2 separate regions of the Homo sapiens genome follow, and region 2 is linked to region 1. The links are chromatin loops, found by intact Hi-C in ENCODE. Cell type or tissue: left ventricle myocardium inferior. All regions are shown on one strand. Links, peaks and the distances in the headings refer to the core of each region. The heading gives the core; the rest is flanking DNA.

What was found. Hi-C counts contacts between places; a loop is a spot of excess contacts. Peaks named below come from ENCODE experiments on the same cell type or tissue, not always from the same donor. Only the 100,000 strongest peaks of a DNase experiment are listed, where the experiment ranks them.
Region 2: a loop joins it to region 1, with 2.0 times the contacts of the local background. A loop is called at or near these places in 32 of 110 quality-filtered maps.

The regions. Positions count from the first base shown.
Region 1 is chr9:15,208,909-15,214,290 of GRCh38, reverse strand. TTC39B (tetratricopeptide repeat domain 39B) reads left to right here. Exons shown (of 20, transcript NM_152574.3): 4 at 42-152; 5 at 2,894-3,025; 6 at 4,127-4,203. Among named protein-coding and RNA genes, the nearest start is that of TTC39B, 96 kb to the left of the region's middle. In left ventricle myocardium inferior, for the core only: CTCF peaks have their summits at 2,436 and 2,649 (motif pointing left); no DNase peak of the experiment used is centred there; H3K27ac peaks cover 778 bases.
Region 2 is chr9:15,312,204-15,317,585 of GRCh38, reverse strand. No RefSeq gene overlaps it. Among named protein-coding and RNA genes, the nearest start is that of TTC39B, 7.7 kb to the right of the region's middle. In left ventricle myocardium inferior, for the core only: no CTCF peak of the experiment used is centred there; no DNase peak of the experiment used is centred there; H3K27me3 peaks cover 465 bases.

The sequences.
Region 1 (5,382 bases), core at 209-5,208:
AAAGCTATAGAAATTCTCTGTGCTTTTTTCTTGATCTTTAGTTCATCATCAACCAAGGTGGATCTCAAGAGTGGCCTCGAAGAATGTGCTGTGGCATTGAACTTATTTCTAAGCAACAAATTTACAGACGCCTTAGAATTGCTTCGCCCCTGGTAATTTACTTTGTCTCTTTTAGATAAAATATCTTTCAGATGTTTCTGATGATTCTTTGATGTCATGCTTGTAAATTAATTTAGCTGTTCCCATCTGAATATTGATAAGCTAATTTAGTTCAGACCTCTTTACTTTGGTCACTTTTAAAATTCAATTTAGAAATCTGAGTTTTCAAATATAATTAATAGAAAATTTCTGATTGTTTTGCATATTTTAATCTCTCTTGTTCAGATATTGTCATCTTATAAGTAGTTTTATAAGGCTTCAATTTTGCTTTCTTCAGTGAAATGTTTTTATGTTTGTTCCTTTTAAATATTATTGAGAAAATTTTCCTTTGAAATGGGGAGGGGAAAAACCAGAATATGCTGATCTCAATGCTATTAAGAAATTTAAGATAAGAAGACTATTATTGGGGTTCTCTATTTGTTCGAAAAACAAGCAATTTAATTTCAATTAATAGTACCTGTTAAGTTTTCAGATGTGGCAATAAAACCTGTGCTTGCCTGTTTACTCGGCCTTTGTCTTGACAAGAATAATCGTACATTGTGCCCTCAAACACTTGCTTAGATGAAGCTTAGACCTCATATGATAATTTCCAAGATTACTTGGGCATAAAAGTCGGCAATCTCGTTCCTTACTTTGAGTGGTTACCAGGGTGACTGGACTCTGGTCATGTGAATCTTAGAGATTGATTGACCTGCTGAGGAGCTGCTATGGTAATTGTGTTAAGATTTAGAATAGCTGTAATCAAGATGGGTCAGCTATTGTTTCACAGGTTAAGAACAAATGATGAAATCGATAATGAAGCCCTGTAGTCTAAGGAAATTTTCCAGTGTTGTCTTCAATATTTGCCTCACAATCTCCACCTTGCCTGTCCTCTGCTTTTTTCCTTCTGTCCTCCTCTGTCCCTCAGACTTCTTTGTCTCCTGTCTCTACCTCCTTTTGTCTGCTTGTCTTTCCCTCTCTCAGTCTCTCCTTCTCTTTTCTCAGCCTACTTGCCTGTCTTCTTTGGGTTTTTAAATGCTTTTATTGATGAGCCATAGTTGTACCTATTTTTGGAGTACATGTGATAATTCCTTACCTGTATACAGTGTTCAGTGATCGATCAGGTTAACTGGGTTATCCATCACCTCAAACATTTATCTGTTCTTAGTGTCAGGAACATTTATAATTATTCTCTTCTAGCTATTTTGAAATAATGATAAATTATTGTTAATTATAATTTCTCTATTATTAAATACTAGAAGTTATTGCTTCCATTTAACTGTATTTTTGTATCCATTATCTCCTTTGATTTTTATTCAAACGAGTCTTTCTCTGCCACTGACACACAGCTGGTCATAACATGGAATGAAAATAGGTGATTTAGTGTTGTGTTCAGTCAGGTTAGTCTCCGATTTTTGTACATGTTTCAGTGTTTAAATGGCTCACGCCTGTAATCCCAGCACTTTGGGAGGCCGAGGCAGATGGATCACCTGAGGTCGGGAGTTCGAGACCAGCCTGACCAACAGGGAGAAACCCTGTCTCTACTAAAAATACAAAAAATTAGCCAGGCATGGTGGTGCATGCCTGTAATCCCAGCTACTCGGGAAGCCGAGGCAGGAGAATCACTTGAACCCGGGAGGCGGAGGTTGTGGTGAGCCGAGATTGTGCCATTGTACTTCAGCCTGGGCAACAAGAGCGAAGCTCTGTCTCAAAAAAAATTAAATAAATAAAAATACTTTTCCCTCACTTGAATCATTTTTTTTTTTTTTTTTGCTTCTTGAAAGAGCTTTCAGTTAAAAATGTGAGGTTTGAAACCACAATTAATGATTAACTTTGGGCTGCTCTGATTCCTTGTGGTTCTTTTGAACAGATAGTGCCCTCAATGTTCAGGACAAGCTGCAAATTACCAAAGGATGTTTAGACTATTTCCATGGAGGCAAAGAATAATGTGGCTTGCATTTGTTTTGCATGGCAGCAGGCTGTTATGCATTAATATTTAAATTAAAAACAAAACCATGCATTACCATTTTAAACCTTATAAATAATTAATACAGCTTAAGAAGTTTTGAGAAAATAAATGATGTTCTCATAGCCCGAGAATCTGGATGTCTGCCATCTATTAGGACTAGTTCTAGTTAACATCCTTAAGAATCCTGAAGCAGTTCTCACTGTAACTTGATGATTTGAAATATCAAGAACTTTAATCAGGAACTTCAGATAATGGGATTAGACTAGATACAAGGTCTGACAACTACTTTGGTCATGGCTCTTGTGACCAGCCTAACTTATTCCAAAATCTTGTTTGCTCTTGGCCTTTGGCTGGCGAGGAGAGGGATTATTTTATATAAGCCTTTATTTTTGAAAAAATATATCAGAATCTCTCTGTCAAAAAATACATTTCCAGCGGCCTTTATTTTAGCACTTATTTCAGAGCCAAAGGCCGTGTGCTGCCCCTTTTTCAACAGAAAACAGTTTGCTTGCAATCTGCCTGCAGGCTGCCCTCTTGTGTTGAAATAGGGAAATGCATATTGTCCCCTTCAACCTGGAACATTTTGTTCTGCCTGTGTGGGTTTACATTGGAAAGTCCTTGGTACTTGAGTTTTTAAGAGGTTACTTTTCACCACCCATATAATTTCAGTGATTATGGTGAAGGAATAAAGGTTACTGTGCAAGTCAGGACATGCATTTACTAGGATTTCTTATGATCAGTATTTCCATTGAATTAAAATGTCTGAATTCCCTGTGTTCTTCCCAGGGCTAAGGAGAGTATGTACCATGCCTTGGGCTACAGTACCATTGTGGTGTTGCAGGCTGTCCTGACCTTCGAGCAACAGGACATCCAGAACGGCATTTCTGCCATGAAGGACGCTTTACAAACCTGCCAAAAGTATGACGAGTCATTAAATACTTAAGATGTGACTGCAAACTTTTATGCCTGTGTGACAAAAATAATGTCATTTGCCTGACCAAAAGCTCTGTGTTTGAAATTGGCCACAGTTACAGAAAAGAAATTCAGCCTCGAAGCTGAAGGATTCCCATTTGGCATCTACATATTCCACTTTTCTTTTTGATAGCCTGGGGTCTGAGCTACAGAGATCTGGGGGGGATTTCGGGGGGATTTCAGTGGGATTAGCAGCAAGCATCTCTCAATGTAGATGACATTAGGTACTGCATGCCAAACCAAGCCACACAAGGAACATTCTTGTTTTAAGTGGGAGATGCAAATTCATGAGGGAATGTTTTATTTGTTTAAGAAGGACCTGTTTTTGAACACTTTTGTTTGGTGAAAATGAGATAGATTTTTAGTTTTATTTTAAGCTTTACTTTGTGTGTATAGGAAGACCCTATCAAAATTTTTTTCAAGGGGTAAGTTATTTTGATATCTTTTAAAAAATGATAGGTGTTTCACAGTATGGAAGATGCTTGGTTTGTGGACATTTAGGAATATTCAAGAATCCAGGAATGGCTGGCTGCAGCACCCTGATCAGATGGATGGGAGGAAATGACCCCTGTTGCTGTCAATTGCTTGATGTGCCCCCCATAGGACTAGGGCAGAAGGTTCATGATCAGAAGGTTAACATGGGTGAAATTACATCCTGATGTAATTGTGTTGTAAGCTCCTCAAATGAAGAGAGCTTCCAAATATTGCACTTTAACTTCATTTTTAACCTGTGGAGAATTTTACCACAAATACTGATTTTAGTTATAGGGATAAGGGAAGGTACTTTGGAGGTTAGTTTTCATTGGTGTGTGTGGGTTTCCCCACGTGGTGTTCAGTAGCACAGACTGAGTTCCCACAAATGGCTAGCCAGTGCTGCATGTAGAGTGTTGGAAAAGGATGATCTGTGTCCTATAGACTTCAGGGTTTAGAGTTTCAGCTTTTTGACTCTTTGGTGTGATAGTGACTGAAATGAACGTCAAATGAAAATGAGCTCAGCCTGATTTTTTTTTTCTATTTTCTATCTCCCTTTTTATTTATTCAATGTAGATACAGGAAAAAATACACAGTTGTAGAATCTTTCTCAAGTCTTCTTTCTAGAGGATCCCTGGAGCAACTGAGTGAAGGTAAAAGTCATTTAAAAGATCACTTTTTTCCTTGATTTTAATAGTTAAATGATCATCTCATAAAATTCCATCCTGAAGTATATAAAGTAAATGGAATGTCTTTTTCTCTTCCCTATCATACTCACCCTCTGGAAGAAATCATTGTTAATAGTTCATTTTGAAGCCTTTTCTGTGTACATACTCAAATACATAAATAAGGTACACATAAGGTTTTTGTTGTTGCTCATGGATTGTTCATTTTTTTTTTGCAAGCATAGAATCACATAATAGGTGTTGTCCTACAATGTGAATTTGACATTGACACTTCCCCAGATCGTTACATGTGAGTGTTTAACAGCTGTGTGGTATTCCATAGGATTGATATACTGTACTTTACTTGGCTTTTCTCTATGGTTTTTATTTTTTCACTGATATGAATAATGGTGTCCTAGAATCCTTATACATATGGATTCATGCATTTTAAAAAGTTATTTCATAAGATAGATTCCTAAAAGTGGAAGAACCAGGACTGACAGTTTGAAAACTTACAATATTTATAGGTATTCCCAGTTTTTTTCTACATATAGGTCAGTTTATATTCTTAGCATTCATCTTTGAGAGTTTCAGTTTTCCACAAGCTATTAAACATTTTTTTCAAAGTGAAAGTAATTTTGATATCTTTTAAAAATGATAATGTTTCACAGTATGGAAGATGCTTGGTTTGTGGACATTTAGGAATATTCAAGAATCCAGGAATGGCTGGCTGCGGCACCCTGATCAGATAGATGGGAGGAAATGACCCCTGTTGCTGTCAATTGCTTGACGTGCCCCCTGGGACTAGGGCAGAAGGTTCATGATCAGTTCTGTCTTTTCAGTGTTACACTCTAGTCCACAATAGTTTACAAGAAAGGAGCATCTAAATATTCCTGTAGAAGGAAAAAAAAAAGTCCTTCAAATGTCACTATTGTAGAATAAAGCTTTTGCCATCCCAGGAGAATCTGTGCCTGTATTGCCATTGTCAAACATGTTCTCTGAAGAGGTAACACAAAATACTAGAATATACCATACTAGAGAACACAAAATACAAAGCTACTAGAAGTAGCTTTGGCTGATTAGAGCAAGAGCAATTCTGGATATTGCTGTCAGAGTAGTTTCTAATGGTCAAGTGTATGTCAGACATATTTTTGAGTGTGTTTTATT
Region 2 (5,382 bases), core at 262-5,261, 100 kb before region 1:
CCAGCCTGGGCGACAGAGCGAGACTCTGTCTCAAAAAAAAAAAAAAAAAGACTTCTCTTCCCAACACAGTAGCTAGCATGACATTTGGGGGAAATTACTTAAGATATCTGTCATTTTAGGAATGTGTTAAATCATCTTCTTGGCTAATTCCAGTCACCACATCCCAGTTTCCATTATAATTGTGGATCAAGAAGGTCTTCCTTCAGTCTAATCTCTAGAATCCCAGAACCATAGTCTTTAAGATATGGAAGGTTATATATGTTAACCCCTCATTCTGTATTACACACACACACACAGGGCACGAAAAGAATGGAAGTAAACTGTTCAAGGTCAGAAACCCAGGTCTCAAGGACTAGGAGATGCGGCTTTATTACTGATGGTCTGTTATCTGTGTGGAGTCAGGCTGTGGCTTGGAGCAGTGAGAACCAAGCTTTACGTATATTTATCAGTCAATCAGACAAAATAAAATTTTATGAAAATAAAGTGGTTTTATTGAGTCACATGAAAAAAAGTCACATAAATTGTTTCACTTTAACCAGGCACAGTGGCCCATGCCTGTAATCCCAGCACTTTGGGATTTAGGTTGAACTAACTTTGGGAGAAACTTAATTTATAGTTTAAAACAAAGATGACGAAAGCCGTTTCCCAAAACCGACCTCCTTCTTGTCTGGGGACTAGGTTGCTTTTGTAGGATTAACATTAGCCACAAGATTAGAAATTATGGTTTAGGAGTCCTGCAGCTGGAGGCTACAAGATTCTGACCATCCCTAAACTGCTCCTAAGATCAGTGCTTAGATTTTTTTCCTTATTGAAGGAAAAATACCAAGGGAAAAATTGTTACAGCTTTTCATTTAGGTTAGACCACATGTGCTAAGTAGCAACATGTCTCAGTCCGTGAAGGCTGCTATAACAAAATAAAATAGACTAGCTAATTTATAAATAATTGAAATTTATTTCTCACAGTTCTGGAAGCTGGGAAGGCCAAGGTGAAAGTGCTAACAGATTCAGTGTCTGGTAAAGGCCCACCGTCTGCTTTAGAGATGGTTTGTGTCCTCAAATGGTAGAAGGGGCAAGGCAGCTCCCTTCAACCTCTTTTATAAGAGCACTACTCCCATTCATAAAAATGGAGACTTCATGACTTATGACTTAATCATTTCCCCAAAGGCCCCACTTCTTAATCCTTTCACATCGAGCATTAGGTTCCAACATGAATTTTAGGGGGACACAAACATTCAAACCATAGCACAACACAAAAGTACTTTTCTAGTCTTTCCTCCTGAACTCGTAGTTGATGGGCTACATCTGGAAGCCAGGTAGGCTGCTTATGCTTGAAAGGGTGCAAATTGCTTGCCATGATTTAGAACAGTGGTTCTCAAAACGTGATTGCATAGCGGCAGCAGCAGCAGCAGCAGCAAGTGGGGCCTACCTCAGACTGACCTAATTGGAGACCCTGGGGATTGGAGCCAAAAATCTGTGTTTTAACGAGTTCCAGGTGTGTGTTCAAGCTTGCGAACCATTGTTTTGTTTTTTTTTTTTTTTGAGACAGAGTCTCATTCTGTCACCCAGGCTGGAGTGCAGTGGCGCGATCTCGGCTCACTGCAAGCTCCTCCTCCAGGGTTCACGCCATTCTCCTGCCTCAGCCTCCTGAGTAGCTGGGACTACAGGCGCCCGCCACCACGCCTGGCTAATTTTTTTGTGTGTGTTTTTAGTAGAGATGGGGTTTCACCGTGTTAACCAGGATGGTCTTGATCTGCTGACCTCATGATCCGCCCGCCTCGGCCTCCCAAAGTGCTGGGATTACAGGCGTGAGCCACCGCACCTGGCAACGAAACATTGTTTTTTAGAGACACTTAGAACTAATCATTATAGTGCTGAGTCATAACTGATTTTTTTTTGTTTGTATTTTGTTTTTTTTTAGACAGGGTCTCACTCTGTCACCCAGGCTGGAGGGCAGTCATGTGACCATAGCTCACTGCAGCCCTTCAAACTGATAGGCTCAAGCAAGCCTCCCGTCTCAGCCTCCAAGGTGGCTGGGACTACAGGCACGTGCCATCACACCCAGCTAATGATTTTAGAATATAAATGTTACTATGAGTAACTCTTACAAAGGTTTGTATCTGTGACTCCTTCTATAGGTAGGTGAATTTAGGAGCTGCTTAATATAAACCCAAAGTGCCCAATCAGAAGTGTAAATGCTAGGCCTAAAAGAGGCAGTGAGAGTAGAATTGCTGAAGATGGTCAAAATAATTACTGGTTTATTAAACTATGCAGGAAATACAATGAGAATATCATTTTTAAAAGATGCTAGTATCCTCCAAAAAGTAGAGAATATTTGGATTTGTGGGACAATAAAAGATCCTAGCAATATGAGAAGAAAGATGCCAGAATAAAACGCACAACAGAATCAGAGACCTGGGGAGGTCTCCTCAGGACAGAGGCGGTACATAAAGGCATGCCTTGGAGATATCACAGGTTTGGTTCCAGACCACTGTAATAAAGTACATATTTCAATAAAGTAAGTCCCACAAAATTGTTGATTAACCAGCGCACATAGAAGATAACTTTATACTACACTGTAGTCTACTAAATATGCAATAGCATTATGTCTTAAAAATGTATGTACTTTCATTAAAAAATACTTTATTGTTAAACAATGCTAACAACCATCTGAGCCTTCAGTGACTTGTAATCTTTTTGCTGGTGGAAGAGGTTTCCCTGTTGTTGATGGCTGCTGACTAGTCAGGTTGGTCATTGCTGAAGGCTGGGGAAGCCACAGCAACTTAGTCAAATAAGACAACAATGAAATCTGCTATACCAGTTAACTTTTTTTTTTTTTTTTGAGATGGAGTTTTGCTCTTGTTACCCAGGCTGGAGTGCAATGGTGCAATCTTGGCTCACTGCAACCTCTGCCTGCTGAGTTCAAGTGATTTTCCTGCCTCAGCCTCCCAAGTAGTTGGGATTGGGATTACAGGCATGTGCCATCACGCCTGGCTAATTTTTTGTATTTTTAGTAGAGACAGGGTTTCACCATGTTGGCCAGGCTGGTCTCGAACTCCTGACCTCAGGTGATCTGCCCGCCTCAGCCTCCCAAAATGCTGGGATTACAGCCGTGAACCACCATGCCTGGTATCTGTTAACGCTTTAAGAAAGATTTCTCTGTAGCATACCATGCTGTTTGATAGCATTTTACCCACAGTGGAACTTCTTTCAAAATGGCAGTCAATCCTCCTAAACCCTGTTGCTTTATCAAGTAAGTTGATGTAATATTCTAAATTAGCTGATGTCATTTCAACAATGTTCATAGCATCTTCACCAGGAGTACATTCATCTCAAGAAAACCCTGTCTTTGCTCATCCATAAGAAACAATTCCAGGTTAGGCATGGTGGCTGACACCTGTAATCCCAGTGCTTTGGGTGGCTGAGGAAGGATGACGTGGTTTGGCTCTGTGTCCCCACCCAAATCTCATCTCAAATTGTAATCCCCAAAATCCCCACAATCCCCACATGTTGAGGGAGGGACCTGTTGGGACATGACTGTATCATGAGGGAGGTTTCCCCATGCTATTCTTGTGACAGTGAGTGAGTTCTCACAAGATCTGATGGTTTTCTAAGTGTTTGACTATTCCTCTTCCTACACACGCTCACTCTCTTGCCTGCTGCCATGTAAGATGTGCTTGCTTCCCCTTCTGCCATGATTGTAAGTTTCCTGAGGCCTTCCCAACCATGTGGAACTGTGAGTCAAACCTCTTTCCTTTACAAATTACCTAGTCTCCGGCATGTCATTACAGCAGTGTGAAAACGGACTAAAACAGAGGAGAATTGCTTAAAGCCAGGAGTTTAAGACTGGTCTGGGCAACATAGTGAGATCTCATCTCTACAGGAAAAAAATCAGTTGGGTGTGGTGGTGGTGCTTGCTGGTTGTCCTAGCTACTTGGGAAGTTGAGGTGGGAGGATTGTTAGAGCCCAGGAGTCTGAGCCTGTAGTGAGCTATGATTATGCTGCTGTACTCCAGCCTAGGTGACAGAGTGAGACCCTATCTCTAAAACAAAACAAAACAAAACAAAACAAAACAAAACAAAACCAACCAAAAAAACCACCACCTTATCCATTCAATTTTCATCATGAGAGTGTAGCAATTTAGTCACATCTTCAGGTTCCACTTCTGATTCTACTTCTCTTGCTATTTCTTCCACATCTGCAGTGACTTCCTCCACTGAAATCTTGAACCCCTCAAAGTCATCCATGAGGACTGGAGTCAACTTCTTCTAAACTCCTGTTAATGTTGATATTTTGACCTCCTCCCATGAATTACAAATGTTCTTAATGGCATCTAGGATAGTGAATCCTTTATGGGTTCTCAATATACCTTTACCAGATCCATCAGAGGAATCACTATCTATGGAACCTATAGCCTTAGGAAATAAGTATTTCTTAAATACTAAGTCTTGAAAGTCAAAATTACACCTTGATTCATGGACTGCAGAATGGATTTTTTGCTAGTGGGCATGAAAACAACATTAATTTCCTTGTACATTTCCATCAGAATTCTTGGGTAACTAGCTGCATTGTCAATGAGCAATATTTTGAAATGAATCTTTTTTCTGAGCAATAGGTCTCAACAGTGATCCTAAAATATTCAGTAAACAATTCTGTAAACAGATGTGCCATCATCCAAGTTTCGTTGTTTCATTTATAGAGCACTGGCAGAGTAGATTTAATATAACTTTTAAGGGCCTTGGTTTTTTTTTTTTTTTTTTTTGAGATGGAGTGTTGCTCTGTTGCCAGGGTGGAGTGCAGTGGCACAGTCTTGGCTCACTGCAACTGCCATCTCCCGGGTTCAAGCGATTCTCCTGCCTCAGCCTCCTGAGTAGCTGGGACTACAGGCACGCACCACCACCCTCAGCTAATTTTTATATTTTTAGTAGAGACAGGGATTCACCATGTTGGCCAGGATAGTCTCAATCTCTTGACCTCATGATCTGCCTGCCTTGGCCTCCCAAAGTGCTGGGATTACAGGCGTGAGCCACTGCGCCCGGCTGGGACTTGGTATTTTTTGAATGGTAAATGAGCATTGGCTTCAATTTAAAGTCATCAGTTGCATTAGTCTCTAATGAGAGAGTCAGCCTATTCTTTGAAGCTTTGAAGTCAGGCCTTGACTTCTCCTCTGTAGCCACAAAAATTCTATGTGGCATCTTCTTCCAATAGAAGGCTGTTTTGTCTACATTGAAAATCTTTTGTTTAGTGTAGCCAACTTCATCAATGATCTGAGCTAGATCTTTTGGATAACTTGCTGCAGCTTCTTCATCAATACTCACTGCCTCACCTTGTACTTTTATGTTTTGGAGATGGCTTCTTTCCTTAAACATCATGAACCAATCTCTG